3 separate regions of the Homo sapiens genome follow, and all the other regions are linked to region 1. Evidence: chromatin loops called from intact Hi-C (ENCODE). Cell type or tissue: IMR-90. All regions are shown on one strand. Links, peaks and the distances in the headings refer to the core of each region. The heading gives the core; the rest is flanking DNA.

Evidence for each region. Hi-C counts contacts between places; a loop is a spot of excess contacts. Peaks named below come from ENCODE experiments on the same cell type or tissue, not always from the same donor. Only the 100,000 strongest peaks of a DNase experiment are listed, where the experiment ranks them.
Region 2: a loop joins it to region 1, with 3 times the contacts of the local background. A loop is called at or near these places in 5 of 110 quality-filtered maps.
Region 3: a loop joins it to region 1, with 3 times the contacts of the local background. A loop is called at or near these places in 10 of 110 quality-filtered maps.

Annotation. Positions count from the first base shown.
Region 1 is chrX:50,807,065-50,817,951 of GRCh38, forward strand. It overlaps SHROOM4 (shroom family member 4), which reads right to left and starts at 7,130. Exons shown (of 9, transcript NM_020717.5): 1 at 6,838-7,130. The coding sequence starts at 6,954. RefSeq lists an enhancer at 6,177-6,678. In IMR-90, for the core only: no CTCF peak of the experiment used is centred there; no DNase peak of the experiment used is centred there; H3K4me3 peaks cover 1,051 bases.
Region 2 is chrX:50,692,245-50,703,131 of GRCh38, forward strand. SHROOM4 (shroom family member 4) reads right to left here. Exons shown (of 9, transcript NM_020717.5): 2 at 3,542-3,693. Among named protein-coding and RNA genes, the nearest start is that of SHROOM4, 120 kb to the right of the region's middle. RefSeq lists an enhancer at 5,394-5,925. In IMR-90, for the core only: no CTCF peak of the experiment used is centred there; a DNase peak (open chromatin) is centred at 5,587.
Region 3 is chrX:50,897,959-50,908,845 of GRCh38, forward strand. It overlaps the pseudogene H3P44. Among named protein-coding and RNA genes, the nearest start is that of BMP15, 7.3 kb to the right of the region's middle. In IMR-90, for the core only: a CTCF peak has its summit at 5,875 (motif pointing left); no DNase peak of the experiment used is centred there.

The DNA.
Region 1 (10,887 bases), core at 4,395-6,894:
TTGTGTCAGTGAAGACACGTTTCCTAGACCTCTACACTCTCTTCCTCAGACCCCTTACCCTTCAGTAATAATATAGATTAAGCCCCACTCCAATCCACTCCCTGATCGAGGCTTTAGTAGTAACGAAAGATATTTTTCCAGCTCAGATGACAACTGGTAAATGTGGGGAGATGGGGAGAAAGAGGCTGTGGATGCAAGACCTCCAGCAGGAGTCACTCTTGTGTGTATTCCAGGTACAGACAGAAGAACCCAGAGCTGAAGGATGGCAGCAACAGCAGGGGCTTTTCCAATCAGTGTCAGTGGAGGTATGCAGGGAAATATATATCTGACAGTGGATAGGGACAGAGACTGCTGTCTCTATATTCCTACATAGGGGCTCTGTAAATTGAAGAGTGTATGGCACATATGGTTAGCATCTTCAATCTTGGAGACAACTATTCTTTCCAGAAGGGGAAAAAATTAAGTTCAGAGAGGTAAAAAGGAAATAAAAAAGATCTGGAATTCTGACTTTGACACTATTCATTAAATGCCATTTCCTTCTTCTATTATACAAATTCCTTCTCTGTAACTTAATAATCTCTTTGTTTAAACATACATGTTCCTTGAAGTCAGGGCTTATATCTTCTCTCTCATCTCCCCTACGATGCATTTACCAAGGCTGGCCAGGGCTAGGGGCAGAGGCAATTCTAAATAAATAGTAGGAGATGAAATGTGTCCCTCCCAAATCTATTATGTGGCTGTCCCAGATGCCTTCATAGAGGCCTTAGGCAGGTATGGCTTAATAGCAGCACAGCTACTTCCATTAAAAGATTTTGACACAGGGCCTTGGTATGACATGGCCGCCAGAAAGAGCCAAAGTGATCTTCAGCTGTATTTTTTTAAAGAATGTTCATACTCAACTGTGGTCAGATTCTCCTCAGTTACAGTATTCAGCTGTGGGATCCATAACTTAAGAGGAACATGGACAAGCTGAAGTGCATCATGAGTGGGAGGAGGAAACAGGAGGAGAGGCTGGAATCTACATCCCATAAGGAACAGCTGAAAGAGCTAGGGCTCTGCTAGAAAAGTGAAACAAGATGATATAATATTTGCCTTCAGATATCCCAAGGGCTGTCCCAAGACAGAGGAAGCACCCTTGTTCTGTGTGATGCTATCCAGAGGATACAGCTAGGACCCATGGATGATCGCTAAAAGGAAAACGATTGCAGCTTAACAAAGGAAAAGCTGTCCACAGTCAAAACTTTCCAGCAACAGAATGGATAGGCTTAGAAGGGAATGAGCTCCCCTGTGACTACTGTAGAACAAGCTCAGGGACACTGCACAGGAGGCTCATGAAATGGTTAAGATTAGACTAGGTGACTTCTAAAAGGCTCTCTTTACTCTGAGATTCTTTGATTCTAGGTCTCTACCAAGAACAGAATTACTCTGGGAGCACTGAGTTAAGTCTGCCCCTTGGTGCTTGAGGGGTAGAGGGGCAGGCAGTGAGAGCAGCCCTTCCCATAATCCCTGCTGTTCTTCATTAACTTTTCTCAGATGGGTCAGCATCTTTTTTCCCTTAGTTCTAAAGAAGTCTAACTATAAAAGCCATGATGTTCCCTCCAGATAATCATCCATAACCTCCAATCTCAAGTCTGAGTCTCTCTTTTTTCTTTAAAGAAATTCCTGGGGAGGGGGTTGGGGAAGGCAAGGGGGGAAATCATTTTAATTTTTTTAAGGGACAATGGAGTTGAATTATTTTCTTTGTGTGAAGTTTTGGAGAGGGAAAATCCTCTAATAGGCTTGACCTTTTTTAACTTCAGCAAGCATACATGTGGCTCTCAATGGGGTACCAGGTGTATTATGAAAACCCAGCAGGGCCAAAAGTAGTATCGACTCAAAGCTCAGCCAAGGGTTACCAGCCATACCACCCACCCTTCTTGCTCCACCTCCCTCCAACCTTCTTTGTATCTCTCTGATGGATTTCTAATCCATGCCTCAAAATGCCCTCTACTTTCTGGGATAGGGCAGCAGGTGGGAAACTGAGGTAGTGGACATCTTTGGTGATTCTAGAGGCAGAAATGAGGAGGGGATTCATGTAGGTAACCAGGCTGGACTAAGCTCCAAAGATGCACACCCCACGAAGGTCCCTTTGTGAGTGCCAGGCACTGGTCTGTAACACAGCTCAAAAGATTTCACAGGAACTCTCATTGTTCACATAATACCACCTCTGCACCCAATAAGAATTCAAAATCACAGCCAAATTTACTTCCAGCCACAAGACAACCTCTATCTGAGTTTATCCAGATCCTCTTGAAGTCTCAACTGCCTCTCTGTGTGCTTCTAGAAATAAGGTCAGACTAGGAATGGAATACAGACTAAAACAACTTGATGAGCATGCCCTGCCACTGTCCTAGGCTAAGGATGGCAAACACTATTAGAGTTTGCCTAATTCATTGTCTCATCATCTGTGATAATAGAGATGGGGCAGTTATGCCTAGGCCCCACTCTGCAAATAGAGACTTGGGTCTGGAGAGTGTAAAATTATATAGCAATATCAGAGCACATCAAGTGGATGGGAGTAAAGCTTCTTTCTCCTCCAGGTTACTCCCCTACCCCACTCTGTTTTGTTCCAGGGCAGTAACTAGCCCCACTTGCTTCACTATGCCAGATAGAAACATCTACCATAAACGAGCCAAGAAAAGGGAAAATATGTTAGCATGAGCCTACATATCATCAGACACATCTGATTAGAAGAGAATCCCCATTCCATCCAGACAGTACTTCTGAGTCAATGAGGTAGCGTAACATGTTAACCAAAGGAATCAATAATGCCAATGTCATGGGCCCTATTCCTTTATGGGTCATGTATCTTTTACTTGTTACCATGATCTCACTCGAAACACCACAATATAGGGAAACATCATAAACTATCCCTTATTATTTAGGATAATCAATCGTATTTTATTTTTTGGAGGTGGGGTCACACTATGTTGCCCAATCATGGTACACTGCAGCCTGGAATTCCTGGGCTCTAGGGATTCCTCTTACCTAAGCCTCCTGAGTAGCTGGGACTACAGGTGCAAGACACCGCATCCAGCAATAGTATTAAAAAATTTTCTCTTTCTTTGCCACTTGACTGTCGGGGGGTACTATACAAGTGTCCATAAATCAGGCAGTTGAATTCCCCATATTCAGGGAAATCATAGGAACCAGCAGGAATTGATGATTTCCCCAACTTGATCATTTCCTGGTCCAAAGGGTCTCCCATGACAACTATGAACTAGACTTTCACACTGCATACCCTCTTCCCCCACTAATCACTACTTTTTCAAATTCCCCCACTCCCCAGATATCTCCACTTGTGCCACAAGATATCTCTGAGCATGTATGCCACACCATCCCTGATGCAAACCGCTTCTGGTTTTTTTTCCACAAAGGAGGTTCTCTGCCATTTTCCACCATGCTTCCTGCACCTTACCTCTGTCTCTCCCTGACCTGAGATCATCACAAGTGATTTGGGGTCATCAAAATAGTCCTTTCCTACTCTGAGCCCAGACTCCATCAGAGTGTACCTACAACCCAGTCCGTCACCAAGTATGGAATTACAGGCTGGCATGGAAAGGGACACTGCATTAGGAGGCTAATAAGACTAGATACATCCCTGAAAGTTATTGCCCTGTGCTCCTTCACAAACCACAGTACTAACAGAAGAATCAGAAACTCTCTTAGTAGGACTGCCATTGACTCTCAGTATGATAGACATAGGTAAGCCACTGAATACATCAGTCTCGGGTTTTCCATCAGTTTCTCCACAATCTTTCCTGACTGCCTCACAGTGTAGCTGCAAGAGAGTAATGAAATAAAGGATGAGGAAGCACATTGTAAATAGTAACACTGTATGCAAATGAAGCAAAGCTTCATTTTCCTCACTCTGCAGCAACACTTCTGAGAAGAGAGCCAGAGCTAGCATAAAAGATTAGCTATTTGGCCAGGAGTGGTGGCTCACGCCTGTAATCCCAGCACTTTGGGAGGCTGAGGCAGGCAGATTGTTTGAAGGAGTTGGAGACCAGTTTGGGCAACATGGTGAAATACAAAAATACAAAAATACAAAAAATCAGCCAAGCATGGTAGCGTGTGCCTGTAGTCCCAGCTACTTGGGAGGCTGAGGTGGGAGGGTTGCTTGAGCCTGGGAGGCACAGGATGCAGTGAGCCGAGCTGGCACCACTGTACTCCAGCCTGAGCAACAGAGTGAGACCCTGTCTCAAAAACAAACAAACAAAAACATGGCTACTAGATTGTCATAGTATCATTTAAAGACCACCCACTTGAATGTCATTTTAGATATGGGGATGCCTAGACCCAGGTAGGGCAAGTGATATACCTAGGATTCCAGAACTAGAGAGTGGCAGAAAAAGGATTAGAACCCAAGTTTTTAATCTGCCAACCCAATTATCTTTCTATTACCTTCCACCCATCCCAACCAGTGTGTACAGACTAAGAAGGCTGTTTTCAAGGAGAAAGCTGTATTGTTCTGAATCATAAAAGGAAATAAAATCAAGGTTGAAAAATGAAGAGGGAATTAATGAAATATGCCAAAACAGTGTCTTGTCAAGAAAAACACAATACAGGCAATCATTGTGCTTAAAAAAATACTATGGTCCCTTTATATACCGTTGAAGCCAACCCAGTTATAACTGACTTTTACTGTTAAGAACTAGGCTATTTGGGAGGAATGGGAGAAATAATTTTATCCCTTGCATATCTAAATGCATGTCATAATGAGCCTTCATATAATAGGGGTCAACTGTACATTCAGTGGAAAGGGAATCATTAAAAGGCACCCTGCCTCTCAACACACGAAGCACTTCCTCTACAGCTTGGCCAAGGAAACCCTCATCTACCCTCTCAAATAATCCCCCAGCCAGACCACAAATTGCTGGCTGCCCCATACTTAGTAACACCCCCTGCCATGCTCTCACTGGCTCACAAAATAATCCGGGACCACAGCAGCAAGCACTCTCTGGGGTGCTTCTCAAGATGGGTCAGCTCTGGGCAGAGCTGAAAAATGACCTCTCCAAGGCAGGTTGTCTAGGCAGACTGTGGAAATTCTGTGGGCGGTGTGAGGAGAAAAAGAAAGGGAGGAACTGCCAGATCATGGAGGGCTGCATATCCCATTGTGACCTTGGTGGAAAGAGTGGGGAGAGGAGGAGCTTGATTAGAAGAAATTCCTGAAGGCCAGGATTCCCCTCACCAAAGGAGTTGAGTGTTTTTGTTAAAAAAAAAAAAAAAAAAAAAAAGCATATAACTTTCTCCAGAGAACACTGGAGGGAGACTGCCTCAGGAGGGGTTGTGACAGTGGATGACAAACGCATCTCAGGCTGGTTAAAGTACATGACAAGTATGGGGGAAAGGGTGCTGGATGAAGATCTGGGCTAGTTTGGGGAGGCTAATGATCAGAGGGGTCCCTGCCAGCCCCTCAAAATGTTGCCTCAGCATACCTCAGACTCCTCAATCTGATTGGTACACCCATGGCAACACTCCAGGGTTGCTAAGAGTGTGGGCCCCAAGGCCTGAAGGATCCCATACACTGGAAGTCAACCACAGGCTCCAATGCAAGGCGAATGCCGCACAGGTTATTGTGGGTGTGTGTTGCGGTGGACGTTTGCTGAACCCTCTGCTGAGATGTGACCAATGTTGAACCCCACCCCCCCGCAAAAAAAAAGTGATATTTGCTCCCTGCTGAAAAGACACATCTTTCTATCTCCAGCCTGAACCCACATCTACAACTTCAACTGCCATTTAAGCGGGTTGGAAGCGGGAGGGCTTTTCGGATTTGAGGATTTAAGAGAAACAACAAAAAAGTGGAATAAAGTTCGTAAAGTCCGTTCACTTGGCAATCTGGCACCTCAAGGTGAGTCGTCCCACAAGTCACTCTTCCTGGTAACAGCTCCAGCTGCCCCTACCCCTCGCCCTCACCCCTACGGGGGAGGCTCGCTTTGGGGGTTCTGGAGCACTCAGGAGAGCTCCTCTCTCCTGTCCTCAGCTGCAACTTGGCTTCCAGCAGATCACAGACTCCTAAAACAAACAAACCCTGGCGGCGGCGGCGGCGGCGGCAGTGGCGGCGGCGGCGGCGGCGGCGGCGGCAGCGGCAGCAGCAACAGCAGTAGCTCCAGCACAGCTGCGCTCCATGGCGCAAGTTTCCTCCACACTTCTCAACGTGCAGGAAATCTCGCCGGCGCTGGGGCAGGACTCTGGAGGGAGGGAGAGGCCGAGCCGAACCGGCGGCAACAACGCCCCAAGAGCTGAATGGATGTGTGCGCGTCCGGCCGTGGGAAGTGTGGCTGGCAAAAGCCACCAATGGCCTCATCTCCGTTCCCACACCAGCCCCTAGCCCTGCAACCTGCCTGGGAGGGACGGCCCGCCGGTCGATAGAGGGGACAACGCTGCCAAGAGAGCTGCCAAGCCGCGATGACTGTCCCTTCAGTCCTTCACTGTCCCGCAGGGACGCAGAGGCCTCCAAGGAGAAATCCCCAACAGCCTCCACTTCCTTCGGCCCAAACTGAGGGAAGTAGCCGCCCCGACGTGGGGCAGCAAGGGCTGCCCCAGCGCCCTCGCGAGTGTGTCTGCGCGCAAGGTTCTAGCCGGGGGCCAGTTGTGCTCCCAGCTCGTGTTCCAGCCACCCTTAGGGGATGTCTGCACCTGGACTGGTGGCAAGACCCCTCCGTGCCGCTCAGAGGGTCTTTCGCTCCCAGCCCTAAGTTTCAAAGTTGGCCTGAGGGCCCCGTCCAGCGGCAGCCTTCGCACCCGCTTGTCCATTCAAAGTTAGGCGCCGTTAGGACATCAGCCGCCAGTTCTTACCTTAGACACTGTGAGCGGCTCACAGTGTTCCAGACCCCCCTTAAGGGTGAAGCCCCAGGGTGCCCCCCCTTGCAGCTGCACAGGGACGTACTGGAAGGACCCAGGCCGGTTCTCCATCCTCGGCTGGGCTCAGGCGCCGCCGGGCTCCTTTTCCGAGGGGGCTACGTTGCCTCCGCCCCCAGCAGCTCCGCCACCATCGCCCTCCAGCTCTACGCCACCCCGCACCGCCCTGCTCCGCCTACTCTCCCGGCTGGAGACGCTCAGGCAGCGAGCGAGCGCAAGGAGGAAATGACACGGAGCTGGAGAAAGGGGGAGAGAGGGGGGAAAAGGAGAAGGGAAAAAAAGAAAAGAAAAGAAAGAAGGAGAGGCGGAGGGATAGCGCGTAATGGACAAGAAAACGGAGCAATGGGGAGGGGCAGTCACTGGGACCTCGCCTATAGGATCGCTGGGGAGTGGGAGCGAGGCGAGGCCTCACATCAATTGTTACATTGTTTCATTCAAGCAGGGCCCCTCTTTGGTCCTCCTCTTTACTGCCGGGTTCCCCGCCCCTCCAGCCAGCCCAGGCGAGGGGAGGTGAAAGTCGTTAGTGTGGACGGCCCGCGTGGCTGAGTGGGCTGAAACGCTGGTTTCCTGATTAGCGCGTTCATGTTTCTCTGACTGCCTTTTTCTTCTGAAGGTCCCGAGAACGGAGACCTGGGAGGGTTAAAAGGCTGCTAATTTGTGGACCTTGCCTAGAGGGGTGGAAAGCAAAGCCAGCAGGCCAGCGGACATAGTGAGGCTGTGTGTGTAGACTGCTCTGTGTGTACGCGCTAGGTGTGTGGGGTCATTATGAAACATTGCCCCAGAGCATAGTTTAAATAAAGAAGCACTTTGAGGATGCCCCCTGCTCGGGCTCCCCCGCACCCTGGCTCAGTGTTGGTGTCTATGGCTAGCACTGTGCTTGTGTATGTTCCAGTCATCTGGAGTTCCTGGCACGGCCTTGCACTTGCCCCACCGAGATGAGCAAGCCAGCAATCAGCAAACTTTATGACTAGCAGTATTGTCTCTAAACAAACCTACAGGAAAGAGCATCCATTGATAAGCTGGCCAATTAATAATGTTGTGCCTTTGGGAAGAATCAGCTTTTAGACTGGGTCCAGAACATCTCTGCACATCTGTTCAAGCTTGACCTTGTAGTTTCTGAGCTGGGCTTTTGTAATAGACCAAACAGCCACAATAATAGTCCTGAAAAGCGAATTTGTTACTGAATCTTGTGCTGATTTCTCTGCCTTCACTTGGACAGGTTATCTTCTCTCTTTGAGGTGTTTTCTCTGGAGCCACATGCGGGCAGTGAATTTTTAAAGGGCCTCGCACTAGCGGAGAAAGTGTTGACAACTCAGTTGTGACTCAACAGGATGTTCCCACTCTGTCTCGCCTGTTCAGTTTCTTCCCCTGTTCTTGTGCAGCTTCTTCTTCATGGCCAACAAACACACTGCGGCCCCTTCCTTCACAGCCAGCTTTCTGCGGTCAAGGTTTCCACTCTCTACTTCTACTTCCTCACCTGTCACTGCCTCTTCAACGCACAGCAGCCTGCGGTGTGCTGCAGCAGGCCACTGAAATGTCTCTCAAAGTCACCCCCCTCCATCAATCCTTTTTTCTTAGCACCCCCCTGGACTGTCTGCATATATGATGCTGCCCTGACTTTTCTTTAATAAAATGGCAATTTAGGTGTTTATAGCCTGCCTTTTTAAAGTCCTTAGAGATGATGCACATGGGAAACCATCCTCGATCTTTTAGGCCTACAAACACCGTCTTGATCATGTTTATTGTTTTATATTTTCCTTATTTGAAAGCAGAAAATTTGATAAAATGGCAACTCAACTTGTTGATTCTTACTTGTGTTAACCTATGTTATAACATTCATTTGCCCTGCCCCACCTTGAAACTCAGCATTTTTTTTCTTTTTCGGATAATATTTCTATGATTGTAACTTGGTAGAATCCAGCGTGTTTCAGTCCCAGCATATCTGTAAAGTTCAGTTCACAGGATATATAGTCATCACTCAAGGACTATTAGAATTATGTGTCTAGACTAGAGGAAAGACGTTTGGAAGCAGTAGACACACATCTGAGCCCTGGCCTTGTCACTAACTAGATGGGTGACCTTGGGCAAATCACTGAGCTAACTCTTTTCAGTCTCCTGTTCTTCCTCTGTAAACTTTAGCTAATAAGCCCTGACTTTCCTACCTCCCAGGACTGTTGAGAGACTAAGATGAAATAATACATATGAAAACACTTTGGTAAGGAAAAAGTAAAAATCCTCTCACAACCTTATTATGAAAGCAAGCACTGAGCTAGTCTTTAACTAACCTATTTTCATTCCAAGCCTTACTCTACAATGATGTCTTGTTGCACTCTTCAGTTTATCCTTTTCATCATTACAGCAGAACATAAATTACCTAGCCCCTTGTACAAACAGTGCATAAGTAGTAGATATTCTGAACATAAGGTGGCTAGATTATCTTGCTTCTTTATTGATAAAAATCAGTGCTGCTAGCAGGCATCTCATTCTTCTTTGGAAGTATACAGTTAGTGGTAGCATGACTGCATAGTGGAAAGGGTACAGGGTAGAACTTGAGATGCCTAGATTCTAAGCTAGTTCTGCCATTAATTCACTGTGGATATTAAGCATGTCACCCCCACTCTCTGTAAGTTGAAGGGGTTGAGCGACTTGATTTCTTAAGTTCCTCTACAGTTTACAAATTCTGTGACTACTTCCTGGCAAGTGCCTGAACGTAGTATATGTGCAAACAAAATCTTGATAGAGTTGAACCAAGTAAAAAGAAAGCAATGGAGAACATTCGAGGGGTATATTACTCTGTGTGTGTGTGTGTGTGTGTGTGTGTGTGTGTGTGTAAAGTGCATGCACACGCTGGAGCTATCAGACAGATGATAAATTCATTCTAAAGTATGTTAAATTGCCTGTGGGGAAAAGGTGGAAAGTCCACTAGGCAGGTAGAAATAGGAAACTGCATATCAAGGAAGGGGTGGTGATTGATAATACACACTTGGATGATAACTGAAGCCATTATTTGCAGTATATAATCTCACTCAGAGAAATTAGAATCTCACCCAGAAAGTAGAATCCTGGATTATGCTAATATTTAAAATATGCTAATATTCAAAAGTCAGGAAGGATAACAAAAGACCCACAAGGGAGTAGACACAGGAGGTGGGCAAAAGGCCAACCAGGGAGAGATAAATTAAAACCAGGCTAGGTACTTCCACCTCATTAAACATTCCTCTCAGGAGTCTTGTATTCATTCAAAAGCTATTGAGAAGTTTACATTTTTGGAAGAAGGAAGACTGAAATAGCAGTCCTTCTCTGAGCTTTTTTTTTTTAAAACTTCCTTAGCTGAACCTTTTTTCTAAACTCAAATTTGAATACAATTTTCCTCATCGCAGTGCCTGTAGCTTTTTTGTTTTTGTTATCATTTTTAAAAATTTTATTTTTCCCTCCCCTGTGGGATCTAATCTAACTCCTTTTTGAATGAGGAACCTCTTGAGATTCTAGAGAAACCTATGCACTCTCTCCCCCTGAAAGCTACACATGTTCACACAATGCTATATATAGTTTGGGCTGAGATTATAGACCCTAGCTTCAGAATCCTTGCTCTAGGCTGGGTGTGGTGACTCACGCCTGTAATCCCAGCACTTTGGGAGGCCTAGGCGGGTGGATGAGGTCAGGAGTTGGAGACCAGCTGGCCAACATGGCGAAAATCCTTCTCCACTGAAAAAAAAACACAAAAATTAGCCGGGCGTGGTGGCACGCGCCTGTACTTCCAGCTACTTGGGGAGGCTGAGGCAGGAGAATCACTTGAACCCGGGAGGTGGAGGTTGCAGTGAGCTGAGATTGCGCCACTGCACTCCAGCCTGGGCAACAGAGTGATACTCTATCTCAAAAACAAAAACAAAAATATCCTTGCTCTAGAAAAAGACAAGATTTGTTCTTTTTGTGTGTGTGGTAAAAGCAAAAAAACAAACAAAAAAAAACACAAACAAAACAAAAAAA
Region 2 (10,887 bases), core at 4,431-6,930, 110 kb before region 1:
AAGTTGCTGGTGTCTCTGTACAACCAGCATCTCACAGGGGCCTTTATTTCTTATTCAGATCATTGCCACCCCTAATGATTCCTTAGCACATCATTCTCTGCAGGTTAGGCTGCAAAGCACACCACCATTCTGATGCTCTCCCAATTTAACAATGTTTGTTTATTCCAATTATGCTTCTTTTAGACCCTAAGGAAACAAATGGGAATGAAATTCACTGACAACCCATTATGTGACAGTCATTTTACATAAATTATCTTATTTAATCATCACAATAATGCCATTATATAGGAATTATTATTTGTCATATAAGAGACCTAGGAAGTTGCAAACATGGGAATATCTAACTCCAAAACAAAAACGCTTCCAAATTCACCAAATTACCCCTCCAAGAAGCCTTATTTAAGACCTAAATCTTGACCAATCCAAGATTTAATCAGTGATAATGTATCTATTATATAAGGCATTACTTAACATGTCACCTCCTATCCATGTACATGGGCAGGTATGGATTAATCTTAGGTACCAGCAGGTAATAGAAGTCAGTGGGATCCTACATAACCTCATTCTTCCTAGGTCCAAAGCCTTTCTCCTTAAATATTCTCTCTTCAGGATAAATCATTTGGATATAGAACATGAGGATAATGGAATAATTAAAGATGGCTTCTGTGTTTCTGACTTGGTTGGCTGAGTACATACATAGTGGTCCTGGTCATAGATAGCGATCTTGGGAGAAGATGATGATGTGTTAGGTTTGGGGCATGTTGTGTTTGCAATATCTCTGACACATTTAAGTATAAATGTCTAATAGGAAGTTGGTTATATGGTCTGGAGCATAGGAGATATAGAAAATAAATTGAAGCTATAGGGCTGGGTGAGATTTTCCAGGGTACATTAAGTTAAAAATGGTGGAACTATGGGAAACACCAACATTTAAGGAATGGTCAGAGGAAGAGCAGGTAGTAAAGAGCCTGGTTTTTAAAAAATGGACAGGGATGTAGGAAAATAACAAGGAAACTGACTATCTTGAAAGTAAGAGGTTTGGCCGGGCGCAGTGCCTTATGCCTGTAATCCCAGCACTTTGGGAGGCTGCGGCAGGGGGATCACTTGAGGTCCGAAGTTCGCAACCAGCCTGGCCAACATGGTGAAACTCCGTCTCTACTAAAAATACAAAAATTAGCCAGGCATGGTGGTACATGCCTGTAATCCAGTTACTCAGCAGGCTGAGGCAGGGGAATTGTTTGAACCTGGGAGGCGGAGGTTGCAGTTAGCCGAGATCATGCCACTGCACTCCAGCCTGGGCGACAGAGCAAAACTCCATTTCAAAAAAAAAAAAAGTAAGAGCTTTTTTTTTTTTTATTAACACGTAACAGTTATACATATTTTGGGGGTACATGTATCATTCTGATACATACATATAATGTGTAATAATGAAATTAGGAAAATTGGGATATCCATCACTTCAAACATTTATCTTTTCTTTATGTTGAGAACATATGAATTCTTCTCTACTAGCTATTTTGAAATATACAATAGATTGTTAACTATAGTTACCCTACCAAACTATTGAACACTAGATCTTATTCATTCTATCTAACTGTATTTTTATACCCATCATCAACCTCTCTTCAACCTCCCCACTTCCCAGCCTCTAGCAACCACCAGTCTACTCTCTATCTCCATGAGATCCCTCTTTTCAGCCTTTACATATGAGTGAGAACATGTAATATTTGTCTTTCTGGGCCTGCCTTATTTTACTTAATGACCTCCAGTTACATCTGCGTTGCTGTAAATGACAGGATTTCATTCTTTTTATGGCTGAATCGTATTCCATTGTATATATATTCCCCATTTTCCTTATCCATTCATCTACTGATGGATTAGGTTGATTCCATATCTTGTTTATTGTGAATAGTGCTGCAATAAACATGGGGGTGCAGATATCTCTTTTATATGATTTCCTTTCTTCTGAATATGTACCCAGCAGGGGACTGCTAGGTCATATGATAATTCTATTTTCAGTTTTTTGCTAAACCTCCATACTGTTTTCTATGGTGGCTGTACTATTTCACACTCCTACCAACAGTGTACCAGGATTCCCCATTTTCCCACATCCTTACCAGCATCTGTTTTTTTTTTTTTAATAAAAACCATTTTAACTGGAGTGAGATAATATCTCATTGTGGTTTTTAATTTCCCTGAAGATTAGTGATGTTGAGCATTTTTTCATATGCCTGTTGGCCATTTGTGTGTCTTCTTTTAAGAAATGTCTATTCAGGTCTTTGCCCATTTTTAAGTTGGATTTTTTTTTTTTTTTTTTTTTTTTTTTTGCTATTGAGTTGCTGTGTGAGATTTTTGGTATTGAGTTTCATAAAGGAAGGTGGGGGCAAAATCTAGAGCTATAATGTTAAATGCCATATATGATGAATATGAAAAATAACCCATTGACTTTGACAATTAGGCAATAATTTGTAGCTTTTGACAGAGTAGTTTCAGTGGAGTTCTGAGGGTCAAATTCTGGCTGCAGAGGGTGGAAAGCTAAATGGCAGGTGGAGAAGTGGAGATAGTGACTATAGACTCTTCCTTTGAGACTGAGTATGAACAAAAGGAGAAAGACGGGGCAGGAGCCAGAGGGAGAAGTGAGATTGTGGGAAGATGCAAGATGGAAAAACTTAGGTGTGTATATACGATAAAGAAAAAAAAAAACAATAGAAAGGGAGAAGGCTGAGCTCCAATAATACAAAGCAAAGGCGCAGCAGCAAAATGAAAGAAAAGCCATGTGGAAAGTTCACCAATAGGCAGATGCTTTTGGTGGTAGCAGAATGACTGTGCCCAAATATGTCCTTCCCTTCCTTCTGCTTATGCCACTGCACTTACCTGCAATGTCTTCCTCTTCTGATGGTTTATTTTTCAAATTATACTCACCCTTTAGCTTAAATTCCACTTCCTCTATGAAGTCTTACCCTATCAATACCTTCTGCAGTGATCTCTTTCTCTAACAGCAATTTTTGTCTGAACAATCCATTTGATAATCACACACAAGGCTTTATTGCCTTCTTTAAAAATATACTGCTACTTAGTCACATGTGTATATTTTGTCCCCTGCTAGACTGTGCAATCCTCAAGGAAAGGGTTTCTAAGAGTTTGCTACAGCCTCCATGGCTGTAGTAGGGGCTCTTTAAGTCTCCATTGATATGTGGTTCAGGAATGATAGTGTATTATAAAGAAGGAGATTGAAAAACACTGGATTAGGTAGCCCTTTGGTATATAATGAGTAATTTAGTCCTCTTTATAGCAAATAAGGAAACAGTCTTGCAGAGGACTAATAAATATATCCAAGATTATGTGTCTATGTGGCAGTGCCAGGATTTGAACCAAAGGCTCTTTCTCCTGTGCTATTCTGCTTCAGTTGTCTGCAAAATTCTATTCAAGTGAAACACCTCTTTCCTTTATAATATTGATAGAGACATGACTCTATTGAGCTTTATTACCAACCAAGTTTCAGTGGCCTCTGCACCTTACGGAGAATCTCCCTGTACCTTACCTCCTGACAATCAGCTTGAGAATCCGGAAGGAGCCTTTGATGAGAATGAGGGCCTCTTGGCGGGAGCCATATAATGGAGTGCCATTGATATTCACCAGCTCATCACCAGTCCTCATCTTCTGGGACAAAGCTGCCTTGCCTCCATCTTCAATCTGTGTTGCAGAGAACAAAACAGAAAGCAGGTAGTGAGATGACTTTCTCCCCAAAATTCTACTTGTTTCTTCCAACCCTGGAGCCACAAGTAGTACTGGGGAATGGCTCCAGGCAGCTCCTGGGAGTAGCTCAGGAGCTGATCACAGGTCATTATTTACTGAAGGCAAAGCTTGGGCAAACCTTTGAGGAAGGAGGCAACATGGAAATAATGCAATCCCTGACTGGAGGAATGAGCAGTCCAACTGGGAAGACTAGAACTTCTAAATACGAAACTGATGCTTGGAATGAACCCTACTATGTGGCTAAAGCAGCAGCGTGGCCTACCAAAACGTGCAGACAAATTAGAGCCAGAAGAGCTAGGCTCCATCAAAATGACCTTTGGTAAGCTCTTTCCTATCTTTGGGCAGGCTTTGAAGTCTGACAAACGTAAGTTTGAATCCTGGCTCTGCTACTTCCTAGCTGTGTGACCCTTAGGAAGTTACTTAACATCTGTGTCTCAATTCCCTCCTACGTGACATGTAGATAACAAGACTAGCTACCTCACAGAGTTGTTAGTATAGTATATATCTGAGAACAGTAAGTCCTCAATTAACATGAGCTCTGATTATTATAACAAGGGAGTTGACTCTGAAGACCTGGAAAGTGGCTTACAGTTCAACATTCTGTGAGTAGAATGGCAAATTCAAAAGATACAAGTAGGTACAATGTAGCTGCTTCTTTATCTATGTCTCTTCAACATGTGCCCAGCACAGTGCTTCTAGTGTCTGACACACAGTGAGCATTCAGAGAAAGCTGGAAATATGGGTATTTACTGTTCCAACACAGCCTATAGAATTTCCACTAACCAGGGCAATCTGGGGAAGAAGATTGTCAGACTGAGGGGTATTGAAAGCAAAGGCAGAAATAATAGCCACTGGGGCAGGCAAAAGCAAAGCAAAGCAAAGCAGAATGTCTCTGGGGGTCCTTGCTTATGGCTAATTTTATACATTCATTTTTATTACATTCCTTTTACCATGAAGGTGATTTCCACCTATTAGAACATCAATTCCATCCATGATAATCCATGAAAGGAGTCATCTCATCCATCCATTAATCATTCCTTAAGTATTGAATCACATTTCTATTATGTACAGGACAACATGCTACATGCTAGAGATATAAAAATGAACAAGGCTCCTAATTTCTAGCCTCAGGGGCAGAAATTAGTTGTCTACAGCTTGTTTATCAACTAAGACGGTCAGGTAAAAAAGGCTCCAACTCACTGATATAATCAGGAGTTGTTTTTGTTTGTTTCCAGGGAAAGGGAACGTAAGGATAATTAAATTGTATAGTCCTTAGGGGATGGCAGATTCTAAATGGGGCAATTAAGGGCTGGTATTCACTGGAGGTATTTTTACACTTCTACTCTTGTTCCAATCTCTCTCTCAGTCTTTTATAATGTCTCCTCCATCTATCCCCACACCATGGAAGTTATAATATTGTTGAGCTTTAGGTTGGCCAGCTCATGTGCAAATTTGGCAGATGAGACCTCCTGAGTGCAGAGAAAAAATTAAGTTCAGGATTTTTTAAACTCCATCGAATTAATTGAACTTCTGAGTTAAATCACAGAATGTTATTACATTTATTGCTGCTAATCCAACTTTTTTTTAAAAAAATTAACCTTTGTCTGACAAATCATAGGTTAGCCAAGTGACATTGAATATATATGCCTTTGTTCCGGTACCCGGGCCACACTCAACACCAAACAAGCCAATATTGGTAAATGGGGAACAACTCTAAGCAAATTAAACAGGATTACACTCTTATTTCCATTGTCATTATCATTATTACTTCACAGTCACTGCTGCCTACCGCCAAGAAAAAAAGAGAGAGAGAAAAGGAAAGTGCTGTACTTGAATTTCAGAAGTTCTATTTGAATGACTCATTACTTTGGCATCCATAGAAGGCCCTTAGCACCAGTCAGAACTTTCAACAGGGATCAGCCATTTGAAAGAGTTTCCCGAGGCTAACAAAGAACCACAAACAGAAGTCTAACTAATGAATGCTAATAGATTTTCCCTGTTGATGTACATTAGTCTTAATTCACTCTACCCATTGTTTTTAATTCATACAACTTAATTATCCATATTACTGTTACCCATAGCAAGTCTTCCCCTCAATATGTATTAAGTACCATCTTTCGTTAATTAAACACTCTGTTACAGCAGCAAGATCTCTGTTTATTCTAGACCAAAAGATAAAAGGGGAAAACCTTTTAAACTAAAATGCTTAATTATTGCTGTAGCAAAAGCTCAGGCATTTGGCATTCCTTACTGCTCCTTCAGCTGCCACTATCTGAGTCCTTGCACAGACTCCTTCTTGGACTACAGCATCAGGCCAACTGTTCATACCCCTTTTTTCTGTTCCATGCCCCTTCTCAGTCACCAGCATCCTCCTCCTTAAGAGATATGTTAAGTGAAATAATCCTACTTTAGTGCAAGTCTGAAGATGCTCAGACAAAAAGCCAGCAAATTTTGGGTCCCCAGCATAATCCAAGAGTTCAGAAGGGTCCAGATCAGGAAGTAAGACTCCATTTGGTTGAAGATCCCTTCAACTATATCCCAGACTAGCCCTTTTCCAGACCCAGGGTATTTACTGAGCTGTGCAATGGACTCTATACTCTTCCAGACTTGTTGGTCCTTTTTAAATTACTGCTCACTGGTCTTTCTCCTCCCCACTCTACCTCTAGATTTCTGAGGTCTAGCACGTCTTCTATTTATTGTCTGGCCTCCTTACAGCCAGTTCTATAGGTCAATGTCTCAGCCACATATTTGTTTATATGGAAGACAAAGCAGATGTTCATGTTTCTATCAATAAAAAAAGGAAAGGAAGGAAGGAAGGAAAAATGAATGAGAGGAAGGGTGAAGGGGGATGGAGGGGCGAAAGATGATATGCATATTCTTCCGTAAAAGGTTTTGTTTTCCCCTTCCCACCTTCCTCCTCCTAACTCTGGCTGGGGCCCTGGAAAGGTGTGAATCAACAAACTTGTTGAAATTAACATACCTTGTTTGAGGGGCTGTATAACAATATATGATGCTATCCATTCAGTAAGCTTTCCAGCTCTTCCTGAATCAGACCTTCAGGGTGGCTTTCTTGTTTCAGTTGAAGTGTTGTGAATTCTCAGATTAGACCCAGATGCATTGGAATGTCGGTATAAACACACATCACAAAGCTCAATGTAAACGATGGTTAACTTATGTGTCATTTTGGATTACCCAAGTGATTGCTGGGCTAGCAGTGAGTGGCCCAAGTAATTGAAAATTGATTACATAGAGGTCATATAACCAAAAGCCAGGTGGTGCCTGGAAAGCTAGGAAGAGCTGATTGACTTTGGACAAGTCCCTTTCCCTTCTTGCAGCCTCTCTTCTCTTACTGGTAAAATGTGTAAGAGGGACTGACCAGATGATCTCCTGGGGCTCTGACAGCTCTGGGCCTTTTCAGCTCTGACATTCAGTGACCTGTGAACAGTTAGCAAAGTCATGCATTATCCTTCTGCTGACACAGATAATCTCAGCTTTTTGTCCCATTGTACTCTGCCTTCACCCATGTTTTACTCCTTCAAAATTGACTAATTAACATCCATCTCTCAATTCCCCTGGTCTTTATCCACTGTTTCAGAGTGGTCCACCAAGGTTGGAACACTTAATAAGGCCCAGTCAGGACACTGAGAGAAAGAGATTCCTGAAGCCCTATTTTGTGCTAATGAGCTAGCAATTTGGAAATTTTTGATGGGTCTTCAATGAAGCATGAAGTACTCTGATAGCTGTCAACAAAGTGACAAGTTGGCCCCTTGAGAGTAAAGGCAAACAACAATTGACTTAACAGCACTTGCTGGCTTTCTAGTAGCTTTTATTTAGTCAGATACTAACAGATACTTGCTTGGGTCTTTGAATACATTTAGGAGATGAAAAAGGGAATAGAAGAATTATTAAATCAGGTTTATAATTTAAAAATGCATTCAGAGGAGAAACACCATCTGCAGCAATAACTGACAGGTACTGAACACCTATTACAATAGTGTAAGAGCAGCATTAAAAATCAGTGACATGATTGTGAATACCTCTGCCTGCTACAGGAAATTTATTGGAAAAAATGGGCATCAACTGAAACTTTCTTGGTCAGTTCCAAGAGCTTCTGGCCAAATTACCAGCCCATACTGCTACCTCCACCAGCTTGTCTATCATCTAAAGAAGGCAAACAACATAATTGTTTAAATTGATGTGTTTGTTTTTTTGTTTTTGTTTTATTGTTTTTGCAAATAGACAGAAAAGATCCACTCAGAATACTGTAGTCCAGTTATTTAAAGAAAGAATATACCTTCCGAATATCTTTTTAGCATCTTAGAAAGATTTTCAAGTTTTTACTAACACTCCAGGCATCCGTTCATCAATTTGGCCTTTTCTGGGAAACGAATAGAAAAATGTAGAGCTAGGGTTAAGCTGGCTTTGGGAAGTTTAACTATTAAGAAGTAGGAGCATCAAAGAATGAATAAAGTGCTTGCTCATTCTGAAACTTAGTTTGAAATCTTAAGCAAACCACAGGTTGGGGGCTGTTTCTAATCTACCCTCTTTTTCCTTGTTGGTATCTCTTAGAATCTGATCATGCTAGGAGAAATTAATCAGGGTTCCCTGGACATGGGAGATACAGGCTTTCAAACCTCGGCAGTCTTCTTGCCATGGCTTTCAATACCTAACTTGTCTCTTTCAGCAACTTCTTCCCTTAAAAACCGCTCTCAAATTTCCGAAGCAGTCTAGATTAGAAAACCAAGAAACTCTGTTCCTAATTTCATCTTCCGTACTTTACACCAGTTTTCCAAAAGGCAAAACAGACAACAAAAACTTTTCAATGAGAATTGAAAAACAATAACCAATTAAAAAGATGTAAGTAGACCTGATTCAAAGGAGTAATCCCTATATGTGGATAGAGGGAAGAGGTGTACACCAAGGGAGAAGCCATTCTTTCCCTCTACCAGCTAATAAGCAGATGCCCAAATCCTACAAGGAGCTGCCCCAGAGTATAAAGCTCTGTGAATCAGGCCCAAGGGCTCCCCTGACCTTGAGCCAACGGAACTATGCGCTGTGCCCCACAGCATGACCTAGCCCAACAGACAGCTTCTTCCTCCCCAGCTGCTTAATCACCATCTAGTTTACTAATCCTCACAACAAAGGCCGTCTAAGCTCCAAATCATTAAATTTCCCTGGGGATTAGCTCCAGTCAAATTCTAAGCATCTTTGCCAAAACTCAGCCCAGTGCCACCAGCTCTAGGAATTTGGTGGTGAGGACAGGGGAAGAAGACTCAAGAGCACTGTCCCCTATGTCAGCAACCAAAGGCAAATTTGTCTTTGCTCCTGCCAAGTCAGATCGTCCTGCTGTCTCTATAAGTCTGGTAAGGGGAGACAAACGTGACGGCACAAGAGTAAACTGAGGGTTTCTTACATTGCTAGCAGATATGCTCACTGGGGCTCTGTCACCTCTAGCCATTTGTTTACACTGAAGTGTTCTTCTGACATTAATGCTATCAGTGTTTGTGGCAAATGTTAGTCTTTGGTGGTATAGAACAATAGTGTTCAGAATGGGGTACATATATCCCAGGCTGTGTACAAGGTGATCCACTGGAACTTCTGTTTATATATCTACAAAAATTTAAAAATCAAGCTTTATTAATATTTAATATTGGTGATAATAAATTAGATCATCCATAAATAAAATTGTGTATACTGGGGACACATACTCAAAACATTTTTACTGATGTACATTTTTACTAAAAATGTTAGCTGGATTACAGACCCAATGAGAGGACTAAAATCATAAGGCTTTTAGAGAAAAACATGGAGCATATCTTTGTGACCTTGAGGTGGGCAAAAATTTTTTAAGCAGGATGCAAAAGGTAGTAATCATAAAGGAAAGAGTGATACATTGGAGTTCATCAAAATAAAAAAAATCTTCAGCTCTAAAAAAGGGAAAAGACAAGCCACAGACTGGGAAAATATTCATAATACATATTACCTGACAAATGACTTATATCCAGAATATTAAAAGAACTACAAATCAATAAGAAAAAGGCAAATAGCCAATTAACAATTGGCAAGGCTTGAACAAGCACTTCACTAAAAGAGATAGCCAAATACCCAATAAGCATCTGAAAAGGTGCTCAATATAATTCTTCATTAGGGAAATGTGATTTAAAATTATAGTAAAGTGTCACTACATATCCACCAGAATGGCCAGAATTAAAAAGACTTAAGTATTGGTGAGAATGTACAGCAATTTGATCTCTCTACGTTGCTGGCAGGAGTATAAAGCTGTACAACCATTTTGGAAATCTGTATGCCTACTCTCAGATCCAGCAATTCCATACTTAGAGACTCCGAAGAGAAATAAGTGCACGTGTCCATAAAAAGATTTGATTGTTCACAGCAGCTTTATTAATAATAGAAAGTAGGAACAACCCAAATGTCCTTCAAAACATACACATACAAAAAATGACATGCTATACAGCAGTCAAAAAAAAGCAATATATGTAATAAAATGAATGTCTAAAAGATTATGTTGCATGAAAGAGACCAGACAAAAACAACACATACTGTATGATTTCATTTTATATGAAGGTAAAGAAGAGAGGTGATAATTTGAAAAAATGGTTAACTCTGTACTACTGATTGTAAAGGCAGATGAGCATAATTTTTGGGGGGTGCTAGAAATGTTCTACATAGTTATCTGGCTGCAGATCATATGGGAATATACATAACTAAACATTCATTAAGATTTGTGCATTTTACTATATGTAAATTATTCCTTAATTTAAGAAAGAATTAAAAGAATAATTAGATCAGATTCTAAGAGATACCAACAAGGAAAAAGAGGGTAGATTATGGGGGCAGTTTCCCCAATGCTGTTCTTGTGATAGTGAGGGAATTCTCACGAGACCTGATGGTTTATTCTTTATTCTTTAGTCTTTAATTCTAGACTATTCAGCTTATATTTCTGAGGTAGGCACCAAGACTCCAGCATCATTTTCACATACTCATAGTTTTAATCAAGGCAAAACATTTCTCTTAAAACGTTAGCCTTCACAATAGGGCTATAATCTATTAATCTACCCACTGTTCCTGTCTGCTTTGAGATAGTATTCATCCTCCCTACCTCTTAGAAGG
Region 3 (10,887 bases), core at 4,442-6,941, 91 kb after region 1:
CCCACCTTCATATCCTGCTGGTTTATTTTCCCAGGGGAGCCCATAATTTCCCTTCATAGCACTCGACAACTGAGATGAGTGACTGAGGTATAAGTCTCAATCACTGCGGTTTATTTTAGGGTGTGTCTGCGAAGAAAACGAATCACAGATACATCCATGGCTGTTTTTCTGAAGAGGTTTTCAGGAGATTTTGTATTTGTATACTTCCTTAAAGCGGGGAAGGCATATAGGAAGAGAGGCAGGTAGGTGTTTGGGTGAATAGTTGCATTCCTGTGAGATACTAGTTAGTGCTCAGTAAATCTACATTTTATATAAGATAAAGTGAATGTCTGGAAAGAAAAAGGGAGTAAAAGATAAATCAATTATGCAGAAGTCTCTAGGTAGGTGGAGGAAGGAGTCTTGACTTTGTTCTGCACCTGGGAGGATAAGCTTGTAATGACATTATCAGTGTAGAATCAAACAGACTTTAGTATTAGGAGCTAGACTTAGATTGTAGACCTAAAGTCACATGTGGCATATCCTTGTTTATGGAAGGCCAGCAAATAACTTAGTTGGGGGTGCGGGCAGTCCTTCACAGATATCTGAGACCTTTTACCTTTCCGTGGAGATCTAGCTGATGCATAATATGTTAGGAACAGCTATTCATTTGGAAGAGTGACCTTCCCTTTTGCATTAGAAGTTTGGGGGCTCCTGAGGATTTAAAATTTTCTTTTACACACACTATCATAATTTTAAGTATTTATTTGTGAGATTGTTTACATAATGTCTGTCTTCACTACTTGACTGTAAATTCCACAAGTATTGCTCTTGTTTATGCCCTCAACACTGAGAACTGACACATAGGAGGCAGTTAATAAATATTTGTTCAGTGAATATATGTATAAATGAGTGAATGAGTACAAGTTTTTCTCAAAAAGCATATATTCCTCTCTTAAAGAGGAAGGGCCTTCTCAGTTTGGGAACCTACTTCAGGGTCTGATGAATAGATACTCTGATTAAGAGCTATCTTTGATGGCTGGGCGCGGCGGCTCACGCCTGTAATCCCAGCACTTTGGGTAGGCAGAGGCGGGTGGATCACCTGAGGTCAGGAGTTCCAGACCAGGCTGGCCAAAAAGGTGAAACCCCGTCTCTACTAAAAATACAAAAATTAGCCAGGTGTGGTGGCACACGCCTGTAGTCCCAGCTACTCAGGAGGCTGAGGCAGGAGAATCGCTTGAACCTGGGAGATGGAGGTTGCAGTGAGCTGAGATCATGCCACTGCACTCCAGCCTGGGCAAAAGAGCAAGACGGTCTCAAAAAAAAAAGGGCTATCTTTCAGAACTCAGTAAAGTTCTTAACAATGTTCCAAGTTATTTTACCTTCCAAGTTTGAGCTAAGTATTATACCGCGTTGTTCTCTTTTGCCCACAGTCCTCTCCCTAGGTTTTTCACCAGCTTTTCTTTAACCTGAGAAGAGTCAAAAGGAAAAACACAATAAAAATATTCACTATATTTTCCTGAGAATCTAAAACATTTGAAGTTTGCTTAGAGATTTGGCTGAAGCTTTGGATTGTTTCCAAGTTTGGCAATCAATTTATCTGGGGCTAATTCAGTTTTCACAAGGTTTTTTTTTTTCCCTCAACTTTCAGTTTCAACATGAGAGCTGGAGTTACCCTCCTCGTGGTTCAAATGGAGCAGTTAAACTCAGGGCCCAAGGTAGAAAATCTGACATAAGGAATCTATGCTTCCAAACCTTGTGACACCTGGTGGTTATGTTCCAGATTCTGGCTCCTGGGTCCGTGGGATCTGTAAGCTCTGGTCTTTCCAAAAGTCTTGTCATAGTAGTAGGGGAAAGGAACACTTCTTATGGACAGTGAAAGGGAAACACTAACCTGTCTACTTTCTTCCAGACATCAGAAGTGAAAAGTAAGATAGAGGCATTTCTGACCTTGTCTGACTCAGTAGGACAGTGTCAGGATTTGTTTAGAGAGAGAAAGTGACCATCCTTAAAAAAAAAAAAAAAAACCCTTATGCTCCCTACTGTCAGTCTCAAGTGCATGGCTTAGTTCCAAGCCCTAGGTCTTTTTCATTTCAACACCAAACTCTACACTGGCTTTTGAGATGAAGACAGGGGTTATAGATCTGCAGAACAGCAGAGTAGCTGCTGAGTGCTTGAAGAGCCCATTCTAAACCTCCCTTTTCTCTGCCCAAGTATCCACAACACCTTCCCTGTACTGAGTTGTTCTGGACCAGGCTCCATTGTTATTCAGCCATGCCCAATCCCTGGGAAGCTGACATACAGTAGAAAATGGAGTGATAATTATGCAGCCAGTCTCTGTAGGACTTTTAGGGGAAGGACAGTCTTCCTAGGAAGTTAGTTGCCTAGTCATTTGCTTTAGCATAAAATTTTTATATATATTTTATATATATAAATGGCTACGGAGACCAGACGGTGGGAGGACAGAGGATGGGAATATGGTCAATGTTTTACTGATGACTTGGTTATCCAGCGATGATCAAAAACTCCAGTGGCTCCACCAGCTAATGCTGTCCATGAGAAGGCTGAAAGGATCTTCAGAGATTATCATGCTTAGCTCTTGCTTGTTTACTTGACTAAAAAAATAAATACTCCCCTGGTTTCCCTGGGAGTTATTATGGTTTGTAAGCAATGATAACAGTTAAAATTCTGCACTCTCATGCTAAGGTTTACAAGGTTGTTTCTAGATTTCTCTTCCTGGAGATTCTCTACTTGGACACCCCCTCCAGCCTAAAGATCCCAGAAACATCATGAGGAGCTCTCATAGGGACTGTTGGATAGAAGCAACTCTGTTGCCACGCTGAAGACCAAATTCTGGAGATCTAGCACGGGAATCCAAATCTGAGGAGTGCTGTAGAAGATAAGTACAGACTCAAAGGTGTGACAAAAGCCGAGGACTTGGAGTCAAGAGACCTGTGTGCAAATCTGCCTTTCATTATAACTGTTTGATCCAGGTTAAATCACTTAACTGCTTTGAACTTCAGTTCCTCTTTCTCTAAAACAGGAATACAATTACAGTACCTACTTCACAGTTGTAATTAATGAACAAACAAATGCACAAAGGATCCAGTATACAGTAGATAATCAGTATCAGTGACTTGTATCAGAACTTCTTTCTTACAACTGCTGTGCCTTACAAATGCTGCCCAACTCCCCATAAGGGACCCATGGTAGAGATGACACTGCTCTTCAGGTCCTTCTTACAATTTTCAAGGCAATATTTGAAAAATTCTGAACTGATCCTGGAATGGCAACCTTCTTTTCTCCACCTATCAAAACCCTATTTGTAACTGTGGACCCAATTCAAGTGTCAACCTCATTGCACATATTCCTCAAATACTTTTTAGATCTTACCTAGGGACTAAGGGAAGAGTTCCTCAAGGAAGAGATGCTTGAGCTGACAGATGAAAGCTGAGTGAGAGTACCCTAGGGAAGGGGAGAGGAGATTATATTCTGGGTAGAGGAGACAATATATGTAAAGATCTTCAGGCAAAAGGTAATCTAGTTTGTTGGAAAAACTGAAAGAAAATCAGAAGAACAGTGAGGCTAAAGCACAGGGAAGGCCAAAAGCCTTATAAATAGAGTAGCTGTGCATGGCTGTGCAGTTGGAGCCCAATACAAACGTACCCTGTCAAAGGGGCGTGTGAGGACGGAAATCCAGCCTGTGTTCTCCTTGCTAAACCATGCATTTATAGGGCTCTATATACCCAGAAGGAGTGCCTTTTTCTACTTTGTCCACCCTTGTTTTAATTTTCAGAAAGATAAACAAAAGTTAGCAGCATCTCTTACGAGGCCATGCATGTTCTGGCTCCTATCTATCACACCATTCTTACCTGGAACTCTTACCCCCATTCTCTTCTTTGTGCTCCATCCACACAGGTCTTCTGCATCCTCAGGACTTTGCATTTGTTTTGCTTGTTATATGGGGTTTCACTATCATCTACCTAGTACAATTCTTGGCATACTATTGAGGCTTGATGAGTATGTCTTAGCATTGAGTCCATGACCTGAGGCTGATTTGGCTCCATCCGAGTCTGGACCTGAACCAACTGCAATTGGGTTAGACCTGCTCTGGTCTTCAGGCTAGTGAGGCTGGTACAATGCCCATTTCTAAGTGCTGGGAGCAGTGAATCTTCTTACCTAGGCATGGCAAAGGAGTCACTTTTTGTCTTGGGGCTGCTAAAATCTTTACAGATTGAGAGTCACAAGGGCTTCTTAATACAGGCAATATTAATTTTTTTTTCTACATGGGATTGAAAGAATTGAGGAATGTGGTTGTTTCAGACTTTCCTGCACTTCAAAACTCAGAAGAGCTTTCTCTAAGGATACATTACAACATATTCAACGAGAGTCTGCCCATCAGCCTAGATTTCTGAAAGAATGATAAGCTCCTACTGCAACCATTTGTTCAACAAATATTTATTGAGCATCTACAATAATTAATAAAATAGGCATGATCTTTGACTTCACAGAACTTAGATTTTCGTGCCATGTTCAGAAGTCTCTGTGGGATTATTTTACAGGGGAAATGTGTTTTCTTAAGGTGCCAAATGCTCATTGGCAGCTTATATAGCAACTAATAAAGCACAAGAAGGGTCAGCCTTCCTGGGGTCCAAATCCTAGTGGATTCTACCATTTGAGAGCTGTGCTACTACCCTGGGCAAGTTACCTTTTTTTATTTTCAATTTTCTCACCTGTAAATGAGAATAATAATGCTTTAACCTCATAGAGTTGATATAAAGATTAAACAAAGCATAATATGTAAAAGAATGTAGCCTAGTGCCAAATCAATAAATACTTTTATATAACACAACATACTCTTGTTTTATGGAAAATGAAAATTATTTTTAAGATAAAATTTATCTGGGAAATAGGTCCATTTCTCACGAACTCAGAATAGTAATCAGAGGAAATGTCATGGCTATGGGAAATGTTTCCTATCTATTATGTCCTGATCCAGGTTGTTATTTTCTTGAGATAGAAATCTTTATCTTGGTGTCTGCCAACCAACCCCAGTGCCTAGCATAGTGCCTGGGAGCACTGCAGATAGAGGACTTGTCCTGTTAATTTCTGTACTCTTAGGGACTGGTATAGTGTCTAGAACAAAGTATGCATATTATTCGGTTGGTGCAAAAGTAAGTGCAGTTTTTGCCATTAGTTTCAATGGCAAAACTTAATAGCTATATAAGCTTATTTTTGCGCCAACTTAATAGCTGTATAAGCTTATTTCATTCTCACAACAACCCTCTAAAATGATGCTATTATTATCCTTATTATTAGATGAGGAAGCTAAGGCACAGAGAGATTAAGCCAATTGCCCTAAATTACCAAGCTAAGAGTGATAGAGCTGGAATTTAAACCAAGCAGCCTAGCTCTTAGCCTGCACGGTAACACCTAACACAATCAGATAGGAAGTGATTACTAGATATTTGTTGAATAAATGCAATTGCAAGAAAATGTAAATTATGTTCATTTAACGGAAGAATTCCATTATACATGTGTGCTTAATACAATAGCGATATTCTGAAAAGTTAGATAAAAATCAATTCTTTGTAAACTTCATGCATTTCACTAGTGTGCCCAGCACATTGTAGTTTGAAAAAGTAACCCATACTGAGCTTTAAGGGTTCCTGCTATTCAGAGTAAACTGCGGTGATCCGTTTTGTTGTGTCCTTTTGTCAAGTCAGTAATCACCTCCTAAACTGTCTGATTTATAATTAGTTTTTTTCACATACTGGCTTTTTCTAAAGCAGGAAGGGCTGGTATATATCCTTTTTTAGATCTTGTTCCGATCACCTATTAAACGGCCCCTCCCTACCCCCTATCAACTAGAAGGCTAGAGAGACAGCTGGTGCCCTCTTCTGGGGGTTTAGGGCTGTTGCATACATTGGGCCCACCACGGGGCATTTCCAGAAAACAATTATGTCAACTACTTTTCAAGTCTGATGATAAGAATAGGGTTGGATTTTTATTCTTTCTTTGAAATAAGAAACTATATCTTTCCGAAAATAAGAAAGTTGACTGTAGTGTCCAGAACAAAGTATGCATATTACATGCATAAGCTTATTTCATTCTCACAACAACCCTCTACAATGGTGCTATTAATATCCATTTTAGAAAATGAAAATAGGAGACTCAGCCAGGCGAGTCTCCTGAAGCCCTGTTGGGTAGAGGGATGGAATTCCACTGTGGTGCTGAGAAGACGCTTCCTTCAGTCAGATATATTTTATGTATGTATGTATGTATGTATGTATTTATTTATTTATTTTGAGACAGAGTCTCACTCTGTCGCCCAGGCTGGAGGGAGGTGGCTGGAACTCAGCTCACTGCAACCTCCGCCTCCCAGGTTCAAGCAATTCTCCTGCCTCAGCTTCCCGAGTAGCTGGGATTACAGGCATGTACCATCATGCCCGGCTAATTTTTTGTATTTTTAGTAGAGACAGGGTTTCACCATGTTGCCCAGGCTAGTCTCAAACTCCTGGCCTCAAGTGATCCACTTGCCACGGCCTCCCAAAGTGTTGGGATTACAGGCCTGAGCCACCGCACTGGGCCTCAGTCAGATATATTTTATGTATACTTTAAAATCGCACGCTATTAATGAAAAAATTGAGCGCTTGAGGATTATCTACGTGCTAGATACTTTAGATACATTATCTCATTTAATAGAAGTGCAAACAATATCCCCAATTTACAGTTAAGAAAACTGAGAAGCAGAGAGGTTAAGCATTGGCCAAAAAATAACAGAACCAGGAATTTAAACCCAAATCATGCTCTTTCCAGTGTAATATGTTTTCTCTTTCTACTTCTTATGATCCTGTATCAAAATCCCACTACTAAAAGAGATGGCAAGGAAATGTTCTTGACATATGTAAACCCAAGCCAACATCACTGAAACATCAAAAAGAACCATGCCCCAAACCTCTATATAGACCTCTTGCTAGTTGTTCTGACATCTTGTTTTTTTTTTGTTTGTTTTTATGTAGTTGTGTTGAATTCTTTTTTAATATAGTTGTTTTGAATAGAAAGATAGGAAGTGGGCCGGGCGCGGTGGCTCACGTCTATAATCCCAGCACTTTGGGAGGACGAGGCAGACGAATCACCTGAGGTCGGGAGTTCGAGATCAACCTGACCAACATGGAGAAACCCCATCTCTACTAAAAATACAAAATTAGCCGGACGTGGTGGCACGCGCCTGTAATCCCAGCTACTCGGGAGGCTGAGGCAGGAGAATCGCTTGAACCAGGGAGCCGGAGGTTGCGGTGAGCCGAGATCGTGCCATTGCACTCCAGCCTGGGCAAGAAGAGCGAAACTTCGTCTCAAATAAAATAAATAAATAAATAAATAAATAAATAAATAAATAAATACAGATAGGAAGTGGTGTTCGCTCTCCAACACCACCGCCGCCTCTCGCTTGCAGAGCTCCACCTGAAGCAGAAGGGGGATAACGAAGGAGGTCTCTATACCATGGCTCGTACAAGGTGGACTGCCCGCAAATCTACCGGTGGTATAGCACCCAGGAAGCAACTGGCTACAAAAGCCACTTGTAAGAGTGCGCCCTCTACTGGAGGGGTGAAGAAACCTCATCGTTACAGACCTGGTACTGTGGCACTCCGTGAAATTAGACATTATCAGAAGTCCACTGAACTTCTGATTCGCAAACTTCCCTTCCAGCGTCTGGTGCGAGAAATCGCTCAGGACTTTAAAACAGATCTGCGCTTCCAGAGGGCAGCTATCGGTACTTTGCAGGAGGCAAGTGAGGCCTATCTAGTTGGCCTTTTTGAAGACACCAACCTGTGTGCTATCCATGCCACACGTGTAACAATTATGCCAAAAGACATCCAGCTAGCACGCCACATACGTGGAGAACGTGTTTCAGAATACACCATGATGTGAAACATTTCATTCTCAAAAAAAAAAAAAATCTTCTTCCTGTTATTGGTAGTTCTGAACGTTAGATATTTTTTTTTCCATGGGGTCAAAATGTACCTAACTATATGATTGTGAGTGGAAAAATAGGGGACAGAAATCAGGTATTGACAGTTTTTCCATTTTCATTTGTGTTTGAATTTTTAATATAAATGTGGAGACATAAAGCATTAATGCAAGTTAAAATGTTTCAGTGAACAAGTTTCAGCGGTTCAACTTTATAACAATTATAAATCTGTTAAATTTTTCTGGACAATGCCAGCATTTGGATTTTTTTTAAACAAGTTAATTTCTTATCGACGGCAACTAAATGGTGTTTGTAGCATTTTTTATCATACAGTAGATTCCATCCATTCACTATACTTTTCTAATTGAGTTGTCTTACATGCAAGTACATGTTTTTAATGTTGTCTGTCTTCTGTGCTGTTCCTGTAAGTTAGCTATTAAAATACATTAAACTATAAAAAAAGAAAGATAGGAAGTTTAAATTGGTAACAGACAGAGGTTAAAGAACAAAGAAAATGTTGGGAAGCAGGGAAGGGGTTAGGAAAGGAGGGAGTTGTGTGGCTGCCGCTCTACAACTCCTGAGGCTAGAAGTGGCATATCAGGTTGAGCCCCAGCTTTCTGGGGAATTCAGCTTGCATCAAATATAATAATAACTAACCTACATCTAGTACTTACTTTGTGCCAGGCACTCTTTTAAGTGCTTTACATCTGTTAACTCATTTAATCCTCACAAAAATCCTGTTTTACATGTTAGAACATTGTAGCAGAGAGAGGCTATGATTTTCATTTTACAGATGAGGAAACTGAGGCACAGAGAAGTTGAGTAGTTTATCCAAGGTCAAGCTAACAAGCAGTGGAGTTGGAGTTTAAATTTAGGATTCTGCCTCCAGAGCTGTGTTCTCACCTGCCATGATATAGAGTTAACCCTTGAATAACAAGAGTTTGAACTGCAGATATTTTTCCATAAATATATTAGAACATTTTTGGAGATTTTCAACAATTGGTAAAAATTGCAGATGAACTGTGTAGCCTAGAAATATCAAAAAACTTAAGAAAAAGTTACATATGTTATGAATGTATAAATATATATATAAACTAGTCTATTTTATTATTTTCTACCATAAAATACACACAAATCTGTTATAAAAAGTTAAAATTTATCAAAATTTACACACCCACAGACCATACATGGTGCCATTCACAGTGAAGAGAAATGTAAACAAATGTAAAGATTCAGTATTAAATCATAACTGCATGAAATTACGTACCCACCTCCTCTTGCCATGGTGGTGAGCTCAAGTGTTGAGAGTATCTGCTTAAAATGCCACCATGTGATGCTAATCATCTCCCCTTGAGTGGTCTGCTTTAACAATAAATTGCATATGGAGATAAAAAGTGATCTCTCTTGAGGCTGCAGTGAGCTGTGAGCATGCCACTGCATTCCAGCTTGGGCAAAAGAGTGAGATTCTGGCTCAAAAAAGAAAAAAAAGCCATCTCTGGTAGTTCTCCTGTACGTTTCACCATGTACATTTCATCGTGTTTAGTGCAATACTGTAAACCATGAATAACACCGTGGGACTCACATGAAGTGCCACTACTGCTGCCAGAAGTGCTCCTAAAAAGCAAAGTCATGACATTCCAACAAAAAGTTGAATTGGTTAATATGTATCATAGATTGAGATCTGCAGCTGTGGTTACCTGCCATTTCAGACAGACGATGTAAAACTTAGAGTACTGATAAATACAGTACAATACTGTAAACGTATTTTATGTTTTTAAATCATTTTTTTGAGACAGGGTCCTACTCTATCACCCAGGCTGACTGGAGTTCAGTGACGCCTTTATGGCTCAAGCAATTCTCCCACCTCAGCCTTCTGAGTAGCTAGGACCACAGGTGCATGCACCATCTTGGCTAATTTTTGTATTTTTCATAAAGACGTTGTTTCAGCATGTTGCCCAGGCTGGTCTCGAATTCCTGGGCTCAAGCTATCCTCCCACCTCAGCCTTCTGAGTAGCTAGGACCACAGGTACATGCACCATCCTGGCTAATTTTTGTATTTTTCATAGAGACGTTGTTTCAGCATGTTGCCCAGGCTGGTCTGGAACTCCTGGGCTCAAGCAATCCTCCCTCCTTGGCCTCCCAAAGTGCTGGGATTACAGGTGTGAGCCACTGCCCCTGGCCTTAAAATCATTTTCTTTTCTGTGGCTTACTTCATTGTAGGAATACAGTATATAAAACATACGACATACAAAATATGTTAATTGATTGTTATCCATAAGACTTCTAGCCAACAGCGGACTATTAGTATAGTCATCCCTCCTCTCTGTATACATGACAGATTGATTCCAGGACCTCCTGCAGATACCAAAGTCTGCACATATTCAAGTCGCGTGCAGTCTATTTTTCAAAACCCACACATACAAAAAGTCAGTCCTCCATGTAAGCGGGTTTTGCATCCTGAGAATACTGTATTTTTGATCCATGTTTGGTGGGAAAAAAAAAACGTGTTTAAGTGGGCTCGTGAAGTTCAAACCCATGTTGTTCAAGGTTGACGTGTAGTTAAGTTTTTGGGGAGTCAAGTTATACCAAATTCTGACTGCATGGGAGATGGGGGGGCGAGTTAGCACCCCTAACCCCCATGTTGTTCAAGGGTCAACTGTATTGCCTCTTCCAATATGTTGTAAGAATAAGTATTGTTTCAGAAAAGATTTACTTCAAGGTATATATGCGTGTGTGCTTGTGTTTGTAATGGGTAGCAATGTAAAATGTATTCATTTTTGTAAGTCACAGACAAAAGTATCTAAAACTGCTACTGCTTTAGCAATAGCATTGCTGAATTGTATATCTTCAACCTTAACAGAGATAATGCCAGATTGCTCTCCAAAATTATTATACCAAATCACACTCTCAACAGCAGTGTGAGATGTTCCATATCTCTC